Regions from separate parts of the Mus musculus genome. Here regions 2, 3 and 4 are each linked to region 1. A link is a loop called in an ENCODE intact Hi-C map of the cell type or tissue named here. Cell type or tissue: gastrocnemius. All regions are shown on one strand. Region 1 overlaps Zdhhc6 (zinc finger, DHHC domain containing 6). Region 2 holds the start of Gpam (glycerol-3-phosphate acyltransferase, mitochondrial). Region 3 overlaps Gpam (glycerol-3-phosphate acyltransferase, mitochondrial). Region 4 overlaps Gucy2g (guanylate cyclase 2g).

What was found. Hi-C counts contacts between places; a loop is a spot of excess contacts. Peaks named below come from ENCODE experiments on the same cell type or tissue, not always from the same donor. Only the 100,000 strongest peaks of a DNase experiment are listed, where the experiment ranks them.
Region 2: a loop joins it to region 1, with 2.7 times the contacts of the local background. A loop is called at or near these places in 15 of 42 quality-filtered maps.
Region 3: a loop joins it to region 1, with 2.6 times the contacts of the local background. A loop is called at or near these places in 17 of 42 quality-filtered maps.
Region 4: it touches region 1 in a loop (11-fold over the local background); 27 of 42 quality-filtered maps call a loop at or near these places.

The regions. Positions count from the first base shown.
Region 1 is chr19:55,303,211-55,308,210 of GRCm38, reverse strand. Zdhhc6 (zinc finger, DHHC domain containing 6) reads left to right here. Exons shown (of 11, transcript NM_025883.4): 7 at 3,634-3,801; 8 at 4,473-4,514. Among named protein-coding and RNA genes, the nearest start is that of Zdhhc6, 10 kb to the left of the region's middle. In gastrocnemius, a CTCF peak has its summit at 2,950 (motif pointing right); no DNase peak of the experiment used is centred here.
Region 2 is chr19:55,096,202-55,101,201 of GRCm38, reverse strand. Gpam (glycerol-3-phosphate acyltransferase, mitochondrial) reads left to right here and starts at 1,725. Exons shown (of 21, transcript NM_008149.4): 1 at 1,725-1,873; 2 at 3,575-3,705; 3 at 4,959-5,000. The coding sequence starts at 3,604. Gm31356 (a long non-coding RNA gene) reads right to left here and starts at 1,659. Exons shown (of 3, transcript XR_001782666.2): 1 at 1,570-1,659. In gastrocnemius, no CTCF peak of the experiment used is centred here; DNase peaks (open chromatin) are centred at 1,720, 2,107 and 2,499; H3K4me3 peaks cover 4,706 bases; H3K27ac peaks cover 5,000 bases.
Region 3 is chr19:55,082,642-55,087,641 of GRCm38, reverse strand. Gpam (glycerol-3-phosphate acyltransferase, mitochondrial) reads left to right here. Exons shown (of 21, transcript NM_008149.4): 8 at 121-257; 9 at 3,845-3,944; 10 at 4,229-4,441. Among named protein-coding and RNA genes, the nearest start is that of Gpam, 14 kb to the left of the region's middle. In gastrocnemius, no CTCF peak of the experiment used is centred here; no DNase peak of the experiment used is centred here; H3K27ac peaks cover 925 bases.
Region 4 is chr19:55,216,629-55,221,628 of GRCm38, reverse strand. It overlaps Gucy2g (guanylate cyclase 2g), which reads left to right. Exons shown (of 21, transcript NM_001081076.3): 13 at 4,198-4,366. Among named protein-coding and RNA genes, the nearest start is that of Gucy2g, 22 kb to the left of the region's middle. In gastrocnemius, a CTCF peak has its summit at 3,047 (motif pointing left); DNase peaks (open chromatin) are centred at 2,459, 3,030 and 3,224; H3K4me3 peaks cover 1,006 bases; H3K27ac peaks cover 1,218 bases.

The DNA of each region.
Region 1 (5,000 bases):
TCATACACATAAGTAAGTGGGAAAGTCTGGACATTTTAGACTATAATAGGTATTTATCTTACATTAAAACTTGACAAGTGATTGCCTCCCACACATCCCAGAGCTGTAGCTGAAACGCAGAATCTCAGGTTTGCTTAGCAGGTCTGTCTCTGAGCCTTACCCCAGGCCAACAGGGAACATCTCTGTCAGTTACCTTTTTGTACTCTTTTATATTTAAATTCATAGCATTTATATTTAATTACTTATAAGCAACATATATAACTTTTATATTAAAATGGGAGTCTCTTTGAATATGGGTAAGCTGTCAGAATCATAAGATAAGTTTTCCAAAATTCTCAATTTCACTTGAAAGCCTTCATCTGGACGCAGACACCTTCAGTTGTTTACCTGTCACGGTGCTATTCCAACTTTACCTTTGAAACCATAGTCACCACATAGTCAAGCTCTGGTCCTCTAGAGAACCCTGCCTCATGCATGATCTAAATAGTTAATACTTATTGTTTAGGGAATAAAGATAAGAAAAAATATGTACATGTTCTGTGGACATGCAGCGTTTGTTTATTGTATTTTTGAGCTGTGGTTTCCCTCCAGCCTAGCCCTGCCTCAGCCTCCACTGTTCTGGGGTCATAGGTATCTTGGTCATAGATCTATTGGTGGAGTCTGTAAACACAGAAGTTGATTGCATCTGCACACAGTGTGACAACTTACACAGTATTGTGTCACTGACTTCTTGGCTCCTGGTAGTTTACCCACATTGCAAATATCAGGACCATTATGAAAAGTGTGTCCTTGCTGAACCCTGGGTACAGTTCAGCTTCCATAGCTCATGCATTATGAGGCTGCTGTTTACTGTGTCCCCATTTACAGTGCCCGTTTACAATGTCCCCTATTCACAATGTCCCTGTTTCCTTCACCAGCCTCTCTCCCCACTGCCCCATCTCACTCTCAGAGCTTACACATTTATACTTCTACATCTTTCCCATGTTTTTCCTCTACCTTAATTTCTTTCCTGATTTTATTTATTTATTTATTTATTTATTTATTTATTTTTGCCCCTCAAGGTGCAGTTCAGGTATTATCTCTTCCAAGGAACCGTATTTACTGTCTGAGCTTGGCTAAGTACTATTTGCTGCCTTTTCCCATAAGAATGCCGTGTGTCTATGTTCGATTTTAGTGTGTGGTATTGATAATATCTACTGAGTGCTGCTCTAGGCAAACACATGTCTTCATGATTTTTGTAAACTACTGCCATCTTTACCTTTTTTTTCATATAAAGTAGCTTATGTTTTGGTTTTTGATATTCAATCCATCTTGAAGAGTCTGATCATTTAGCCAAGCACATGCTTTAGTGCTGAGCAGTACTTCTAGCACCTGAATCTTCATTTATAAAAAAAGGAGGGCAGGGAGGGGGAATTACTCTCTATTATTCAGGTGAAGGTGGATGTATAAAATTCAGTAAGTTTGTATTGTTGAACCCTTGACACCATAGGGTTAATCCGAGGAAGACAGAATGATGAAGAGACTGATAAGAATCAGTGCAGGTCGCAGCTGGCAATCCAGATGGGGGAGGGGTAGCCAGTGATTAGAGAAAAGGGGAAAATCATAGACACCCACGCAGTGGATGAAGCAAAAGCAGACTCTAGCAACTTCATACATAGACAGACAGACAGACAAACATACACATTCACACATTGAGTAGATGGAGCAAAGCGCCCCCAGCAGCTTTAGCTTTCCCTTTAGTCCATTTACATCCCCAAGGACAAAGTTTTCTACGTAAGAAGGAAATTACCTCATAGCCACAAGTGTCTATGTTTTTCTCCACAAGTTCCTTATAACCCACAGCAGTAATTCTTTTGTCATTAATTAACATTGTTTAGACAAGGCAAGTCTATAGTAGCAAGCTTTTCCCGAGGCTTGGCTGACGACAGGTGCTCTGTATTTACTAAGGAGCAGGTCATTTGTCTTACACCTTACTTTTGAAGTCTTGATCTGATTAATCTGATTAATCTGTTCTTACAATAGAATTTTACTCTTTACTCATAACCTTCCTTTTCATGGTGCACATAGGAAACCTGTTACCACATCCCTAGTGGTAACACAACATGATCATGGAACTCAGGACCAACCTAGAAGAAAATGTTTTCTTTAGTCATTAACTTGTCCCAAGCCTATTTTTCTTTCTACTACAATCCACATGGTTGTAACGCACGAAAGCTCACTGCACTCCTTTCTCTACCTCATTCGGATCTTGCAATCACACTCTATTCTTGATTCTAACTTTAAACTTTCTGTCAACTACCCTAACTTACCAATCATGCTATCTTCCTAAAACTACTTAAATTAGTAAATTCATAAAGTCATGAATTCATTTAAGAGGCATTATCTCAAGAACTTTTATCTTCATGTTGATCTGCAGGAAATTTGCCCAGTAGAGTGAGCTTATGTCCAGGAAGTAATCACCCCAGACTATAGGCAGTGAGGGTCTCCCGGTGCCTATCACCCCAAGCCAAATATGGAGGAGTACAGTGATGGCCAACCTGAGAAGCACATCAGTAGCAAGAAGCAGCCCTGCGGCTGTGCCTGTGCAGAGTGCACCCATCGCAGCCTAGCGAGTGGGGTGCACCATTGTGAAGTTTAACAGTTGTTTTAATAAACAGGTAACACACATATTACTTTAGAAATAACTACAAGAAACTCTTGCATAAAATTCTGTTCCTTAATAAACAAATATTTCATAATACCATTTCTGGTAAGCATAATGAATATGCTGACATTAGAGGGTTTTTGTTTGTTTTGTTTTGCTAAAGATCATGGCCCTGTATAAAACCATGTTAATCTAGAAATTATTAAAACTATTACTTTATCACAGACAGAACTTCAAATAAGGAAATAAAATTCTCCAAAAATATTTAAGATTACCAGACACTAGTGTTGAACTTGCTTTCAAATTAAATAATGTATGTTTGTACCACTAGGTGGCAGTAAGAATTTAAGAAATTCAAAGTTAGTTTATGTCCAGAGAGAACTATCCATTTAAATGCCTAGAATATAAGCTGTGCCATTGGAATATGACCTATAATTGAAGATACAGTGTGTGTGTGTGTGTGTGTGTGTGTGTGTGTGTGTGTGTGTGTAAGAGAGAGAGAGAGAGAGAAAGAGAGATGAAACAAAACACATGAAACTCCTTCACAAAGTTTGCAAAATGTTCATTGTAAAATTGTGCCTCCCTATTAACTTCCTGGCCATTGGCTTTATAAGCCATACCTTCTCCTGAGTCTATTAACAGCATCACTTCTTACCTATACTCTCCTGTGCTGTGAAGCAACCATAAGCATTGAGGGGTTTCTGCACAGGATACAGTTAGCTAATTCTTTTATAAACCTTTGGAATGCTTGTTCCTAAGATATACCCTGTCAGGTGCTCTGGGATATCACAAACAAGGTTAGTATTCTCATTTAAATCCCTCTATACTGTGATAAAATTATATTCTCTGACAACACTCCTATTAGCCCAACAATAACAAAGTATTTTTATGAGTAATACAGATTTCAAAAGTTGGTAGTCTCAATAATGTATTAGCAAAAGCCATTGCAGGTAGAAGCAGCTGCCATTTTACCCCTTTGTTTTCCACAGGCTAAAGATCGCATTCAGTATTACCAACTGGATGAAGTCTTCATTTTTCCTTATGATATGGGAAGTAAGTGGAAGAACTTTAAACAGGTGTTTACATGGTCGGGAGTTCCTGAAGGAGATGGACTTGAGTGGCCAATACGAGAGGGCTGTGACCAGTACAGCCTCACAGTGAGTAGTTCCCTTGCAAAGGCCTTCCTCTCTCTCCATTGTGGTTACCTTGTTAATGCCCACAACTTCCCGAGAGTTTGTACTCATATTGTATGTAGTGCTTGAGTTTTCCATATGTCAAAATGAGTGTAATATCCATAGGGATTCTTAGCATCTCCTTTATTAAGCTCTTTCCTGAACAGTCTATAAACTACTGTCATGAAGTCCAAAAAAAAAAAAAAAAAAAAAAGCTGACCTTTAACTACCTCTGTCGTGCATGAACACCTTGCTCAACCTCAGCACTCATGTCTGCCCCTCAGTTGTTCCTGCAGGCCGGGTGCAAGCCCGTATTTCCCCCGCTGTGTCTAATACAATTCTATTAGTAGCTTCTGACTAAAGGGGAAAGTCGAGACTCATTAATAATGAATGAGTTTTCTAGTTTGTCCATTAGAGAATCACTGAGACGACTATGCATCCCTAGCTCTGATCCCTTGTGAGCACCCCAAGAGTACACAGAGGTGAAAACTTCAGAGATCAGAGTCTAAGAAGGCTCCATCCCAAACTGTGGCTCAACTAATGAGTGCCAGAAGCTGGGGCTCGGGATACCTTCAAGACACTGTGATGGAAGGGGGGAGGCTGCTCAGTCCTGACACAGAGTACTAACTCTTTCTCCCTCTGTGTCTTCCAAACAGATAGAACAGTTGAAGCAAAAGGCAGACAAGAGAGTCAGAAGTGTAAGTAGCCTATTTGCAATGGCACTGATTCCTGTTTTCTCCAGTTGGGCACTGCGTTTCGGTGCAGCTTAAAACAGTGGCTTTTATTAAATAGTCTTCCTTTCTCTTACATTTATTATCTATTGTGCATGCATGTACAGCACAGGGAGTGTTGTGGGCATCTCCTACCATGTGGGCGCCAGCGATCATTATTTCCTTTATATTTGTTGAAATACAATGCAATTCACTTTTTTTCAGACTGTCTCACTGTGTATCCATGATGGTCTCAAACTCAGAGACCCACCTTCCTCTGCCTCTGAATCAAAGTGCTGGGGTCAAAGACACGTGGCGCCACGCCAGCTGATACTCTTGACTTGTTTTCTTTGAAATACTTTAAGCTAGAGGTTCCTAAGACATTTAGTCAGTGTATACTGCTGGCCTAGAAAAATACCTTTAGTCAGCTGATGAAACCACATTTATAACCACACTGTTAGCTAGTGATGATGC
Region 2 (5,000 bases), 210 kb after region 1:
TTCCCTGAACCTGTGTCTGCAGGTCTCCATGGCTTCTTTTGCCACATAGCTTTCTCCTCTCTGGTACTCTGATGTTGCTCCTGCTTTGACACCCATAGTCTCTCAATTCTATCTCCTCATTTCAGTCTACCTAAACCTGGCTGAATTCCTTCTTTCTGTACTGAAGCCTGATAACTCTCTCTAGGTGATAAGCCAAAGCAAGTACAGGGTTCAGCTCATTGTGTGCCTCCCCTTGGACTGTCGACCTAAGGTACAGAATGTCTGATTCTTGAATGTCACTGTTTTATACTGCCTGTTTGGTTTTTCTTGTATTAAATAAGACAGCAAATTCTCCCCTGTTGCTCCATCTTGACTGGCTAGACTGGTTACTATAAATCACTCTGCTGATAAAATAAATTGCTTAGGGTGCCACCTGTTTCCAAAACAATTTTCATTATGTAACCAGAACTTAGCACGGCAAACCCACATTCACATGCACAGCCACTCTTGTGCAAGAAGAGTCACTATGACTGAGTTTTATGTAAGACACACTTTCCATATGGCTTACATTTTAGAATTTCTTTGTCAGTCTAATTCATTTCTCTTATCTTCTTTATCAATCTAAAGTTTTTCTTCATGCTTTCCTTCCATGCCTGTTTTGTTGTTAGGGCCCCTGTATCCTGTGCACAAAATTTCACAATGTTTTGGGATAAGAAATTACTCTTTGTAGCCAATATACACTCCTTGAGAGCCTTAGTGAAGTATGTTTGTTTTTTTTTTTTGCTAAGGTACATGTGAGGCTAAATCAAGGCAGGGTCCTTGATGAATGGCCACTTCTACTCTCTGGGGTTGTTTCCCAGAAGAGAATATTTGCTTTGTAGGATGGGTTTATAAAGAGAAGTGGAAAGTTCAAGCTAAGGAAATCTAGTTTTTCTTGTTGTGCCTCAGCTCCCAGTATTTACTGGGTGCTTATTATAACATATTAATTAGGACCCTGATGTAAGGCACTGTCGCTGCCATGGGTTTGCAGTCTGACACCGATGGATGAGGACCTGAGACATGGTGCTCTGGTTAATCTTTGAGATGTCGCAGGAGGCTGTGATAATGGAGGAATGGGGTGGAAGGGAAGGCTTGGAGAAGCAGTTCTGGGACTACAGAGTGCTGGGATGAGAGGCAGAAGCACAACAGGAGAGGGACAGCATCTCCGGGCCACAGCAGGGACAACTGCTGGGGACAGAGGGAGAGGAGCGGCCTCTCTGTTTATGTCTGATGTGCTGGGCCCAGGCATTTGGGTTCTAGGGAGCTATGGGCATGTTTTTAGTTATCTTTCAAGCCTTCCTTTGTCTATTCTACATTTTTTTCGCCGTTGCGGGCTCGGTCACTCAGACATTTCACAACGTTGCACTCTGCAGTCCTTGCCTCTTCATTCTTCACAAATTGAGCTTGGTCTCACATACAAAAAGGCAAGATCACGCACAAGTACCTAAACCCACGCAGCCCGAATGCATTCCGCCACAGGACAGGGCCTGGTGCTAGCCTAGGCTAGCTGAGGTCACGCAAGGGAGATGGCAGACAGACAGACAGACCCACCGGCCGATGCACGAAGCATGCAGCTTGGGCAGTGTAGACATCAGGCTCACTCCCCATGCTCTCCGTCCCCACCGTCCCCTTCCTCCAAGCGCCTTACGCTAAGCCTGGCGGCCGGCAGCCCCGACGTCACTGCCGCGCGCCGCCCGCGTCATCGCGGCGCGCCGCTGCAGCAGGCGCAGAGCCGAAGCGCTGGCAGCTGCGTGCGCCCAGGCGCGAGCTGCCGGGCGGGTGGAGAGGAGCGCGGTGCGCTGTGCGCGGTGCGGGCTGCGGCTGCAGACGCCGCTGGGCCGGAGCGCGGGGTCAGGTGCGTGGGTGGGCGCCGCTCTCCCTGGGCCCGCCCGAGGCTTTGCAAGAGTCCGGGGCGGACACCCGGGTTCCCCCTGGAGTGGGCCGGGCTCCCGGATGGGTGGGCACGGTATCGCTCCAGGGACCGGGCTGCAGTGACAGCACCAGCAGGGCTGACATCCCAGCACGCTCCGTCCCGGGGGGCCGGGAGGGAAACCGAGGCAGCGGGGGACTCCGCGAGCAGCTGGCTCCAGGGACCGCCCGCTGACAGCAGCCCCGCGTACCCCACAGTGTCCCGGGCGTGCTATGGAGACCCCTGCCCTCCCTGCAGCCGGACACAGCTGTCGGGTGGCATGCTGCCCATTTTCCAGATGGGAGAAGCAAGGCGTAGTAGTTAACCAACTTGTCCAAATTCACATGCGTGGTGTGCAGACGGGGCCTTGAACTCCAGAGGGGCCCCCTTGCCCCTGCCTGTGGCCCACTGTCAGATTTTGTTTTCTTCCCTGCTCAGCACTGCTGTTTAGAGCCTCTGGGATTCTTTTCTTTTATTCTCCTCCCCTCTCCTGTAAAAAAATCTGGCTTGACCTCAAGTAAACCCTGTGGGGCTGGAGGAGCAAGGCTTGGACGTCTGTTGGCACAAGCCTCCCTTTCCTCCTCCGATCGCCTCATTTCTTTTCTCAGGCTGCAGTGTGCTCCCCCACTCCCGGCCCCCCTCCGTTGTGTGGCCATTCAGAACCGGAAGTTGGTAGGGGGAGGGGGCGTCGAATCTTTATAATAAAGAACTTTTCCCACCAGATGGGGTGCTTTACTGATCTCTGGTGTCAGCTGATTGCTTATGCTGAACGGCTAAGGGCAGATGTTGTTTTGAGGCTAAACAGTTATCGGAGCAAATCCACGTGGGGATTGTAAAGAGTCCAGGTGTTCCTCTTAGAGAACAGTGTTCTCTCACTGAAGGTGGATTTTGATTTTAAGAGAAGAATCTAATGCTGGGGGGCAGGGGGAAGCCAGCAGCTAAAATAATTAAATAAAGATGATATAAGGTTTTTAAAAATTAAAAAAAGCTGCATTCATACATATAAAATGTCTTACCAAGTAAGCTTACGCTGGGGCTGGAGATGTGGCGCAGTGGTTAACAGTCCCGCTGATCTTTCAGAGGATCAGAGTTTGGTCCCAGCACTTGCATCAGGTAGCTCACGACCTAGCTCCAGGGATCTGATGTGCAGTATTGGCCTCCTCCAGCACTCATATGTATATGCCTATACATGCACACACATCCATAAATAAATAATAAAAAAGTTTTTGTCTCTATCCTCCCAGGGATACTCAGTTATTAACAAAAGTGAAATAATTATTCGTTGCAAGCCAGTATTATTACAAGTGCCTTATTTTGAAGTTGTCTTCCTTTTTTTTACAAGTGACTTCTCATGACAGTTTTGCCCAGGAATCTGAAGGCTACAGCTGCTGTATCCTTGTATGTTCGGAAAATACTGGTCTGTGAATGTTGACCTTTGAGGTCAGGGCAGTTTAGCAGACATGTAAACAGATCGGGCCAGATGAGCACTCTACCACCAAGCTATAGCTTTTTGCTGCTACTCACTACACTAGCAATCTGTCAGTTCATGTAATATCTTGTTACTAAGCAGAACTGTGAGGAGATGAGCAGTTTGAGGCCCGGGGTTACTCTCTGGATACTTCCTTGAGTAGTGCTTATTTCTTACAGCACATGGTTTGGGACTTGCACGTTCTGCCATGGAGGAGTCTTCAGTGACAGTTGGCACAATAGACGTTTCTTATCTGCCCAGTTCATCGGAATACAGCCTTGGCCGATGTAAACACACCAGTGAGGACTGGGTAAGTTGACGAGAAGCCTTCATCACAGCCCACTTAAAATGTTTGCAGTGATATCAAGTAGAGATTAATCATCAAAGAAACTGCTTCCGACTCTTAGAAATGGTGTTTTTACAATCTAAGATTTAAAATTTTTGGTAGTATTAACTGGGAAGAAAAAAAAATGGGTGGAAAATTTCAGAGCAGTAATTGTATTTAAAAAATAAAACTTCTTGTATGGAGGCAAAATAGTAACCATTGTTTTGTGTAGTGTGCTTAAACATTTTTTTTTTCCTTTTAGTATCTACCACACAACTTATATTTAGTAAGCCTGAGTTTTATAATGGAAATTAACTCTAAAACATAAAAAACAGGAAACTTGTTTATTAAACTAATTGAAAAGCATGCATTTTCTTGTGGTGGTACTAATTCAGCATTACATGGAGTGTTTAAAATACCTCAACAAAAATTGATATTAATTGGTTGTTTTTAAGAACATTGTATCCGTGGGATCTGAAAAACAATGAACAGAAAGTTAAAGAATAATCTGAAGGACAGGACTTGACTCTGGTCAGGTGATGTGGCTGTGATTCAAATTCTAGGCTTTAAATGCTCCTGGTAACAGAATGTCATTAAACATACTTTGTTTTTCTTCTAAACTGTTGTAAGAACACCTGCTCACTGTGTCAAGCCTGCGTGGTTTTCCCGTGGGAGTATGGGAGTAGTGTGTGCTTTGGAAGGGCATAAGGTTGACTGAGCACAGGGGTTTGGAGTGTGACTTCTTCATCCCACTGTCAGAAGTCCCTCTGGCCCCGGGGGTTACTCTTCTATCTCTGCTTCTATGAGGTTCACATTTTCAGCTTGTTCTTGTAAGAAAGGCAGTAGTTGGCTTTTGTGTGTTGGGTTATTGTTAACATAACTAGCTCTTAGCTTCTTTGGTTTTTATTCCTTTTTGTGGCTAAATAATAATTCACTGGGTAATATGGATGCCCGATTTTTCTATCCATTCATATTGTGGTGAGCATCATAACTCTGTTGATTAAACCTGTGAATGCTGCATCGAGCACATTTTAGAAAATCAACTTTTTCTTCTGTACCAAAGTTTTATCCAAGTGGTGATGGTGAAACAAGATACCTTACATGAAAAACACTCACGGCACGCGTAGTTACACTGCTGACAATGAGAACAGCGTCATTTTCTCTTCTATTTGAAATAGACCAGGAGGATCAAAACAGTGTTTGCCATTTAGACACAATTTCTGCTTTATGTTTGCTAGGTTGACTGTGGGTTCAAACCTACCTTCTTCAGATCTGCAACA
Region 3 (5,000 bases), 220 kb after region 1:
ACTGGAGCCTGTTGGGAGAGAGCGAGTCAGTGATTGGCCAGTGAAGGATGACAGTAACCAAACAAAGTAGGACTGCACCTTAACTCCTGAGCCTTAACACTGCCACTTCCTTCTCCCTAGACGAACCTGCCGCTCTTGTTTCTGCCGGTGCACAGATCCCACATTGACTACCTGTTGCTCACCTTCATCCTCTTTTGCCACAACATCAAGGCGCCGTACATCGCCTCGGGCAATAATCTCAACATCCCCGTCTTCAGGTGAGCTAAGCCTCGCTGAGGTGAATGTGGTAAACAGCTAGTTCAGTCAGATATGTTGGACACACCTTTAATCTCAGTGTTTGGGCGGCTGAGGCAGCTGGGTCTATGTGAATCCTAGGCCATCTTGCTTCAGACTGCAAGTTTCCAGCCTGCCAGGGGTAGATAATGCGTCTCCGTCTCAAAAATCAAAACCAGAAACAAAAAACCCCAACCCAAACCATAACAAAACTAATTGTTTTGAACATGGGATTTGTTGTTATATTTTGATACTTGTTATAAAAATGACACTAGCCTTTTTATTGTAGAAGTAACATTTCATTGTGTAACATTTGCATAGCACACAACGCAAGCCTTGCCCATCTCGCTGTCTCTGTATTTGATATGGGCTACTTTCTGGAGTGTGTTGTAGGTCAACCTGAAGGACAGTGTCAGGCAGCAAAGGGCCATTAAAGGGCAATGGGCCAGGCCTGTCCAAGGAAGCTGGGGGGTGGCATGGCACCATGGTATCTAACGTCAGCAAGGGTGACCCTGCTGCCACTTTGACCTCACGACGCAGAGAACCCAGCCCAACACTTTGACAGGGCATTTCCCGAGGCTGCTGTGGTTTACACTCAAGGGGAACGGTGTAGAGCCTCAAGGCAGAGGCTCAGGGCATGGTTGTAGGACAGTGAAGGCAGGTAGGTGCGCTGGAGCGAGTCCTGGGAAGCCCACGGAAAGGCCAGACGCAGGGGGGCAGCCGCACAGCTAGGGCTGGATCCAGAGCCGTTCTCGCTCAGGATGGGAAGCTCCTGACTGAACGCATGCGCAGACCCGTGTGTCGACTGCTCATTCTGGACTTGGAGAAATTAATTCTGATCTGTGGTGAGAGTTCAGGCGAATGATGAGGGCTTATGTCAGTATAGCCGTGTTCTTGGAGAGGAGAGCAGAGACAAACTGAGAAGGAATTAGTAACCTGAGTTCCTAAGAGTCAGTGCTTGCCCCCATTTGGGGTTCAGCAGAGGGTATAGGGAGACCAGATCTGCCACCTCTAGTCACTGAGGAGAAGCTCAGCAGTGAGGACTGGGCTGAGCTTGTGTGAGAAACTGAACTCTTAACTTCCAAGCAGCACACAGCACTGAGGTCAGCTCGACCTGCCAGGAGTTCTAATGCAGTGAATGTAGAGAGAAACTGCAGGGAGGGGCCGGTCGCTGGACAAGCAGGGCCTCCCACAGTGGCATTCAGTCTAGGCCCCAGCCTCACCATGCGGGACGCTCTTCCTGGTCCGCTCTGAGTTCTCTAGATCCCAAGTCTGCAGCCAGCCTATGTGATCCTCCAGCAGAAGAGAAGCCACCGTTGTGGTCAGTGGTCCTTATCTACTCTTAGCCCTGACTGTCAAATGGCTTATCGTGTAATGGGGACCATAGACAGTCAGCATAGTGACACTGACAGGAACCTACGGGACTGATGTGTCTTCACAGGGGCTAGATACCCTCGTCATACCCCACAGCATTTTTTTCCCAGCACCAGGGAACCAAGAAACTAGATTAGAAATTCACCAGACAGGTTGGCTGGGGAGATGGTACAGTGGTAATCTGCTTGTGAGGCCCTTAGGCCTCTCCCTAGAGTTGTGCAGGAAAAGTCTGGGTGTTGTGGTGTCTGCTTGTGGTCCCCATGCTGGGGAGGCAGAGGCGGGTGGGTGGCACCATGGACTCTCTGGAAGCCAGCCTAGCCTGTTTGTCAAGCTCCAGGCCTGTTGTATGTAGATAGATCTTGGTTAATGGCACTAAGGTGACTTGCCTGCTGGGGCTCTCCTGTGGTCAGAGTTGCTCACAGACTCACTCTCTCCAGATCTGGTTTTGAGTGAAGCCTTTTGTAAGTGCCAGTCATTTCTCACTTCTCACAATTCTGTGTTTCTCCTCAGGAGCTCAAGCCATTGCTTATCTTTCCGACAGAGCAGACACTGGCGTTTTCTTTTATCTCATTTAAGTCTCCACAGTGACAAACACACCTCAGGTTGCATTGCTCACTCACTGAATTTATTCTGAAGAATTTCAGAATGATTCTATAGTTCACCAACATCTTACCTTGGTTTCCATAAACAGACTCAAAGGAGACCAGAATGTTAACATTTAATATAGTATTGTTACTTACACCAATGCAAATACTAGTATTTGAAAACAACTTCTCTTTTTGAAAAGACTAGGAAGAGGTTGTAAATTTAGGACAGCTGACAGCAGACTTTCAGCTTCCTGTCTAAGCTTATCAGCGCTGCAGAGAGGGACCTGGAGCTGGGAGCAGAGCTGTTTTATTCCTGTATGGACAAGTGATAAATACTGAGGCCAGAAAAGGAGGTCTGATCCCCTGGGACTAGCATTACAGAGGCTTCTGAGCTGCCATGTAGGTGCTGGGAGTTGAACTCAGGTCCTTTGGAAGAGTAGCCAATCATCGTGGTCACTGCTGAGCTGTCTCTCCAGCTCCCGCTCCTGTCTGTAAAGATGGTGATACTTGATTCCAGCTTGGTAAAATTATCCCTGCCCCATAGGGACCCTCTTTTAAGCATCAGTTACTTGAGAATATTTTCCCAGGAAATATTTGTTCATTTTACAAATTTGCCATGGGATAATTTTTGTGTGCCTCAAACTCTGACTGGGAATCATGGGTGGGGTTTTGTTTTTAAAAATACCCTTTTCTTTTTTTCATTTTTGAGACCAGGTTTTACTCTGGCTCTGGCTGTCCTGGAACCAGCAATGTAGACCAGTTTGAACTTGGAAATCCTACTGTCTCTGCCTCTTGAGTGCTGAGATTAGAGGCATGCACCACCATGCTCAGCCACTGGTTACCTTTGCTTTTTGACAATTTTGTATATGTATTTAGTGTATTCTGATATTCTCCTCCTCATACTCTCTTATCTTCCTCTCATCTCTGTTAACCCCCACTCCATCCCTACCAGTCAGTCCCGTTCTTAGGTTCTGACATTTAATTTTGTTTTGTGACTCATTTATCTATCTTTTTTTAAAAAAAATCAAGGACTTCTTTGTTTCATGTGCATGAATGTTTTGCCTGCATATATGTTTATGTACCGCTTGTGTACCCAGTGCCCAAGTAGTTCAGAAGGTGGTGTCAATCCCTTGGTACTGGAGTTGCAGATGGTTGTGAACCACCATGTGGGTACTGGGAATCGATCCAGGGTCCTCAGCCGAGCGGCTAGTTTTCTAACTCCTGCCCAGCCTGTGACCCATTTGGTTTAGCCAGGGCCATGCATCTGTGTGATGGGATGGACCTGCCCCTTAGAGCCTAGAGAACTCCCCAGTGGACACTCAGAGAAGGCAATAACTCCGTCTCCTTCAAATCCCTATCCTTATCTCTGTGGATCACGTTGTCAGGTTCCTTTTTGGCTCAGAAGTTACGATGCAGTGTTGCTCGCAGGCTGAGGAGCGAGTGAAACACGTCAGCAACACGGAAAAGGAACCCCTGTGTTCCCATTGTCAACATTCAAATGACACTGTGTGTGCTTCTGTCCGGATGGCAATGCTTCGGACTATCTTGACATTTGAGTCCTCTTTTTATATTTTTCCTTACAAATAATTTGTGCATTCTTGAATTTGCAGTACCTTGATTCACAAGCTTGGGGGCTTTTTCATAAGACGGAGGCTCGATGAAACCCCAGATGGACGCAAAGACATTCTGTACAGAGCGTTGCTCCATGGGGTGCGTATGGCCTTTAATTGTCCTCAACCCCACAGCATTAGCTGTCATTGGAGAGTGACGGAGACATGATGGGTTTGGGAGATTACTGCGTGGCTGCGGGTGATTGTGTGTGTGATCACCCAAGCACAGCCGTGCTGGGATCCTTGGCTGTAATGGATGTGGGGAAGTGTTAGGTCAGTGGTGAAGTTACAGTGTTTTTCTGTTCTTTGTCTTAGGATTTACCTGTCCTGCACTCACCTGAGTTGCTCAGTCTTATGTTCATGTCTGATTTTCTTGTATCTCAGCATGTAGTTGAACTCCTCCGACAGCAGCAGTTCCTGGAGATCTTCCTGGAAGGCACCCGCTCCCGCAGTGGCAAGACCTCCTGTGCCCGGGCAGGGCTCCTCTCAGTGGTAGTGGATACTCTGTCGTCCAACACCATCCCCGACATCCTCGTCATACCCGTGGGCATCTCGTATGATCGCATAATCGAAGGTCACTACAATGGCGAACAGTTGGTAAGGAGGTGGCCTGCATCAGGCCGTCTGGGCCTCTCCAGCTTTTATGTGTTTAATGACACCGTTGTGCTAATCATCTGAAACCTGCCTGGGTGGGCATGCTGAGTTGCCTTCATCTCGTCTGTCAGCTGTGAGAGTCTCACGAGGTGGTCTCCTTGCGGTCTCAGGGTTGATTACCTGTGAATTTTAGGGAAGCCTGAAGACTGGCAATGGCAAACCAATCCGAGAACTGGGAGGAATTTTTTTCAGTCAATTTTTAGCAAAGGATGCACTAGTTATAAGCACTTAGATGAGGTCCAAATGGGTTCATCATGTGACTGACTAGCACCCAGATTAAGGATTGATATCATCAGGACCCAGAAATCTTACTGGCTCCCCTCCTGTTAGCCCCCTTTGGGACAGTCACCTGTCTGACCTCTTATAAGAAGGTTGAACTTTATAGAGTAATGACCTGTGCAGTTCTTTGGAATCTGAATGCCTGTGAGCACAGCATTTGCGAGGGTTGGCCGTGTTGCTGCATGCAGTTGAGACTTCACAGTGGGGAGATGTTCCGCTGTGT
Region 4 (5,000 bases), 87 kb after region 1:
AGGCATGTCCCACACCACATTATGTAGCATGAAGGACTAGAGATTTCCGCTATGTTTCATAACAGGGACGAGCCAATCTCCTAAGTAGGTGCCCATCAGGGTATGGCAGGGAATACTCAGAGGAGGGTAGAGAGAGAGATCCAGCTCTGCCATGAAGGCAGGGAGTATGCAGGGTGTGGGTGGCTAGATACAAAAGCCCAAGATGACTCACTGTAGGTATACAGATGGTGGGGAGGGATGGGGAAGGCAGGTATTGAGTTGGGAAGATGAGCCATGGAGTGTGCCACATCTAATAAATATGATCTAGCAACTCGAGGCTGATCTCCTCAAGCAGGATGAGCGAGCAGATGTCCTTTGTTTGCCGTGTGGACTTTTGCTAAGAAAAGCTCCAGGAAGTAGATGCTAGCGAGGAAGATACCTCAACTAACCCATGGTAGAAACTGCCTGCCCGTGCAACCAGCAGCTGGCATTGCACTCATCAATAAACAAACCCTGCTGGGTGCCGGGTGGGCCACAGAGTCTTTCTAGAGGTTGTGACACTGACTGACTGAGTGGCCTTGTTAGCCTATGACTCTCTGCATGTTCATGGGAGTGGACTGGATGTTGGTTTAAAAATCTTTCTTTCTCAAAGGTTTTACTGCCCTGCGCTCCCAAGAAACTGACTCGGCCTGGCGAGAGCCTGACTTGCCAGGCTCCAGTAAAAAGCTGGCATCTTGTTGCCAAGCAAGGTAGACAAACACAATCTTCTCCATGACTATGTATCCAAGGGCAACCCTGGAAAACCATTGTTATTATTGCTGTAGACTTTTAACGCCCATCTGTCAAAAGTTTATTTTACTCTGGCACTTCTTAAAGACAGACAAGGGCAGTTAAGACTGTCACATGCCAATCACAAAAATAAGCCTTTCTCTGATGTCTGTTTTACCAGCACTTTCTCTATATCAGGCATGAGAGAGAGAGAGAGAGAGAGAGAGAGAGAGAGAGAGAGAGAGAGAGAGACTCTCCAAGTTCTCCAAGTAACCTACAGACAGAGTTAGGGGTTGAATATTTACTTTGGATTTGATTGGAGTCAGAGTATAGAGGACACAGACGAGTGGGGCTCATCTTCCTGTCCTCTGGGATCCCAAAGCAATGGGATGAGCCTTCGTTTCTGACTAAAGCAAGCCTTGATGAGGTCTGAGGGGCGAACCTTCATTTCTAACTAAAGCAAGCCTTGGCGAGATCTAAGTAAGGAACAGTTTGTTACAGAAATTGACTTAGAGATTTAAGCCCCAACTCTGTTACATACGGATCACATGACCTTCACCACCCTGAGACTCAGAAATAAAGATCATATCAGAACCCGTCTCCCAAAGTTGCTCTGAGAATTAAAGTATACAGAACGCTTAGCACTGTGGCTACCTTGTAACGGATACGGAATCAATGTTAATTTCTTACTACTAAACATAATTATTAGCACTCTCATTAATAACTCTAGTGTGGCGATTAAAAACTACACTCTCATTGATATCTCCCAAGAATTCTATGGAATAACTCTGTACTATCTGAATATGGTTCTACAAGGCACACATGCTCATAATGAACACTGGAAATGGAGCCAGGTCAACTTGAGGTATGTCTCAAGTATGAAAGAAATCCACATTTGCTTTGAGGGCTTAGTGAAAAAAAAAATGGTTGTATTCTGGAGTAAGATTTTTAAATGCACCAAATTAAATTCACAATATTACTAAAATTATTTTTACTTGTTTAGCTTTTCTTAAGATGGCTGCTGAAAGGAAAATTAAAAACATACCTGTGACTTGCACTGGGTTTTGATCCGATGTTGATCTTTCTAACTATTACTAGTATTTACTCCGATTTCAAGAGGGAGTTAAACTGAGGTCTAGTCAGCTCCTGGCCCTACTGGTAAGTGTGTCAGACCGGGGGTTGTGGCTAGTTTGTCTTTAAAGCCTGTGCTTTCTCTCATGCTTCCTGCTAAGCCCCAGAGAACACAAACAGGAGAGAGCCAGGTGTAAGAGCCCCGGGGGACCTTCCAGAACTTTCCAGTAGAGCAAGTAGTACAGGCCACAGTCAGGTGGTAGAGCAGCCTAAGTGTATGCTGCCTGGTTCGTGAGTCATGAAGACACTCAGAGTTCTATTTGTTCTCTGACAGTATGCACCATCATACTGCTTCATTAGGGTGGAAAATAAAAACACACCCATGCATGCAATCGGGTGGAGACAACGGCATTCCCAGAACCGCGGCGGTCCCTAAGCTTGCTCATTTTACATGTGCAATGAGCTCCACTAAAGTCCCAGCTCTTAAACGCTGTTTGTTTGCTGTGAGATAAAGAAAGGGACCCCGTGTAACACCAGACAAGTCTGCTGCCTGAGGTGGGACCGACAAGGGCAGGAGCAAAACCTTGCGTGTCTCTGTGACCTGTCACACAGACGTGTCTGCAAGGCCAGGGAGAGCTGTGGATCGGGTTCAGGTCTCAGCAGACTGCACACTTGGGCCATAGCCCGCTGGTATGAATCGGGTTCAGTTTTATCATCTTAACAAGGGTGCCACGGGGATAAAGGAACCCCATCTCCCGATGTAGGGGTGGGGTTAGTGATAGCTGCTCTCTCCTGGCCATTTACTCATTGCTATCTGTAGCGGTCCACACTTCCAACGCAATGCTGGCCCTAGGGTTCCCGCTGAAGCAAGCTTGTTGTTATCTAAGAGGATTAAGGTTCAGGAATCCTAAACCTTTAAGAATGGTCCCCTCCGATCCTCTTTGCTGTGTCATCAGTGCCTCCGCAGCCAGCCTGCCTGACACCCTTCTCCTTCCCAGCAGTTTCTGAGCCTAGTGGAATCTAGTTTGTTCTTGAGCAAGGGTGTTGGAAGAGTGTGGTCCGCTTTCCTCTCCCCACTTCCCTTTAACCACCCAGGCCGGGGAATTGAGTAGTTCTTGAGAAGCGAGGGGCTCTGAAGCCTGTGAAGCCTGGGGGCTCTATCCCAGCGCTATGCGCCACCTACTGGTGAACACTGAAACTGCAATGACTGAGAAGCGGAACGAGGCTTAGAAAAGGTTAAATGTGAGGCTGTGAAGGGCATGCGCCCGTGAATGTTTACTGCTGTTCACTTGTTCACAAACCAATACCACGCACAGCCACCGTCATGCATGCGAAGCATATGTGCACGCGAATGCTAGCGGCTATTTGTTCACAAATCAATACTACAGTGTGGGGCTCCACAGACGGCACCATCTGTCTGCCTGTCATGGCTTCCTTGCCCAGAAGAGGGCGCTGGAGCTGGACAAGGTCATGAGTTGGAATCCGACTTCAGAGCACCCAGCCTACCTCCATCACTGCAACCAGACTGCCTGGCGCGCTGATTTATCTCCCTCTCTTTGCTCAATTGTGAGAGGAGGCTATCCCCTCCTCTCTAGGGTCATTCAGGAAGGTCACGTGAGTTAGGTGTAGTAAGGGGCTTTTATTGCTCCTGAAAGTTATCCTTGATGGAGACACTATTGTTTGGTATTCACAGGTTGACACCTGTTTCCGAGGCAGGTAAGAGGGGCCCACAACACCCAGGCTGCCACAGGTTCACACCTCAGTGTTGACTTTACGCCTAGACAGTTCAGCTTGATTGCTTTTCTGCCCACAGTTCCAAAAATGAAGATACCCAGAGCTTTTACAGCAGTACAAAACAAACAAACACCCGAACCAAAACAACAACAACAACCCAAACCCGAGAGCTCGGAAATGCAGAGTCTGCGTTATTTCTGAACAAGGAAGGGAATTTGGGCCTTTCCCTTCGACCTTCCTCTTACAACTCCACGTCTGCCTTGGGAAATTACAAATGCCAAGATCCCCCCCTTTTTAACCATGTCTCAGATATGATAGCTTAAAAAAAAGTTATTCCTTCCTCCCACCTACCTTCCTAAAATAAACATTCTGTCTCAGTCCCAGACGCTCCATTAGCCCCTCCCACCCATGGAAAGGCCCCAGTGCTCTGGAAAAAACCATCTACCCTCCCACGGCTGGCTGTGTTTTTCTGCCTTTTTATAGCCTGTAAACATCTTCCACATTAAGCATCGTCTCTAAATTCTGAGCCTGCTTCCTTCTGGGCCCTAAATACGCAAGCTCGGCTTGAGGCGTATGGTGTGTGTGCGCACTGCTTTGAGCTGCATCCTCCAGTTCTGTTTCATATGCTCGTCATTACTCCTGCAGGGCTTGCTGTTCCTGCATGGGAGCCCACTGAGGTCTCACGGCAACCTGAAACCTTCCAACTGCCTGGTAGATAGTCACATGCAGCTGAAGCTGTCAGGATTTGGGTTGTGGGAGTTCAAGCACGGCAGCACATGGAGGAGCTACAACCAGGAGGCCACAGACCATTCAGGTAGCCATTGGCAGAGCTGAGATCCACTTGCTGTGGGCTAAATGGTCAGAGGGTTTCTTGTCTGTCTTTGGTTCATGATGCTGACTTTCGTGGGAACCTATGGGTAGTTTTTTCCTTCCCAGCTGAAAAAACAGACTTGTTTAGTTCATCCATAGAAGGCGAGGGCATAAATCACCGTGCGGTGGCATGAATCTGTGGTGAAAGGCAGTGGTTCTCAACTGGTGGGTTGCAACACCTTTGGCAAACCTTCCATCTTCAAAAATATTTACTTTATGATTCATAACAGTAGCAAAATTGCAGTTATGAAATAGCAATGAAAATAATTTTATGGTTGGGGGGGTCACCACAACATGATGAAGTGTATTAAAGTTTTCAGCATTGGGAAGGTTGAGACCTGCTGGTTTAAGGTCTGTGTTAGGAGACTAGTTGTCATTTATTTGGCCACTAAAGCCATGATTGCTCTTCTCTTTTGTCTTCTATGCTCCTTCTTGTTTTCATTCTGTGTTCTCAGTATGGACAATGAGATCTGCCAGGCTATCCTACTTAGGGCCGCTATTGCTCTGATGAAACACCATGACCCATAGCAACTTGGGGACAAAAGGGTTTATTGAGTTTACACTTCTATCAAAGGAAG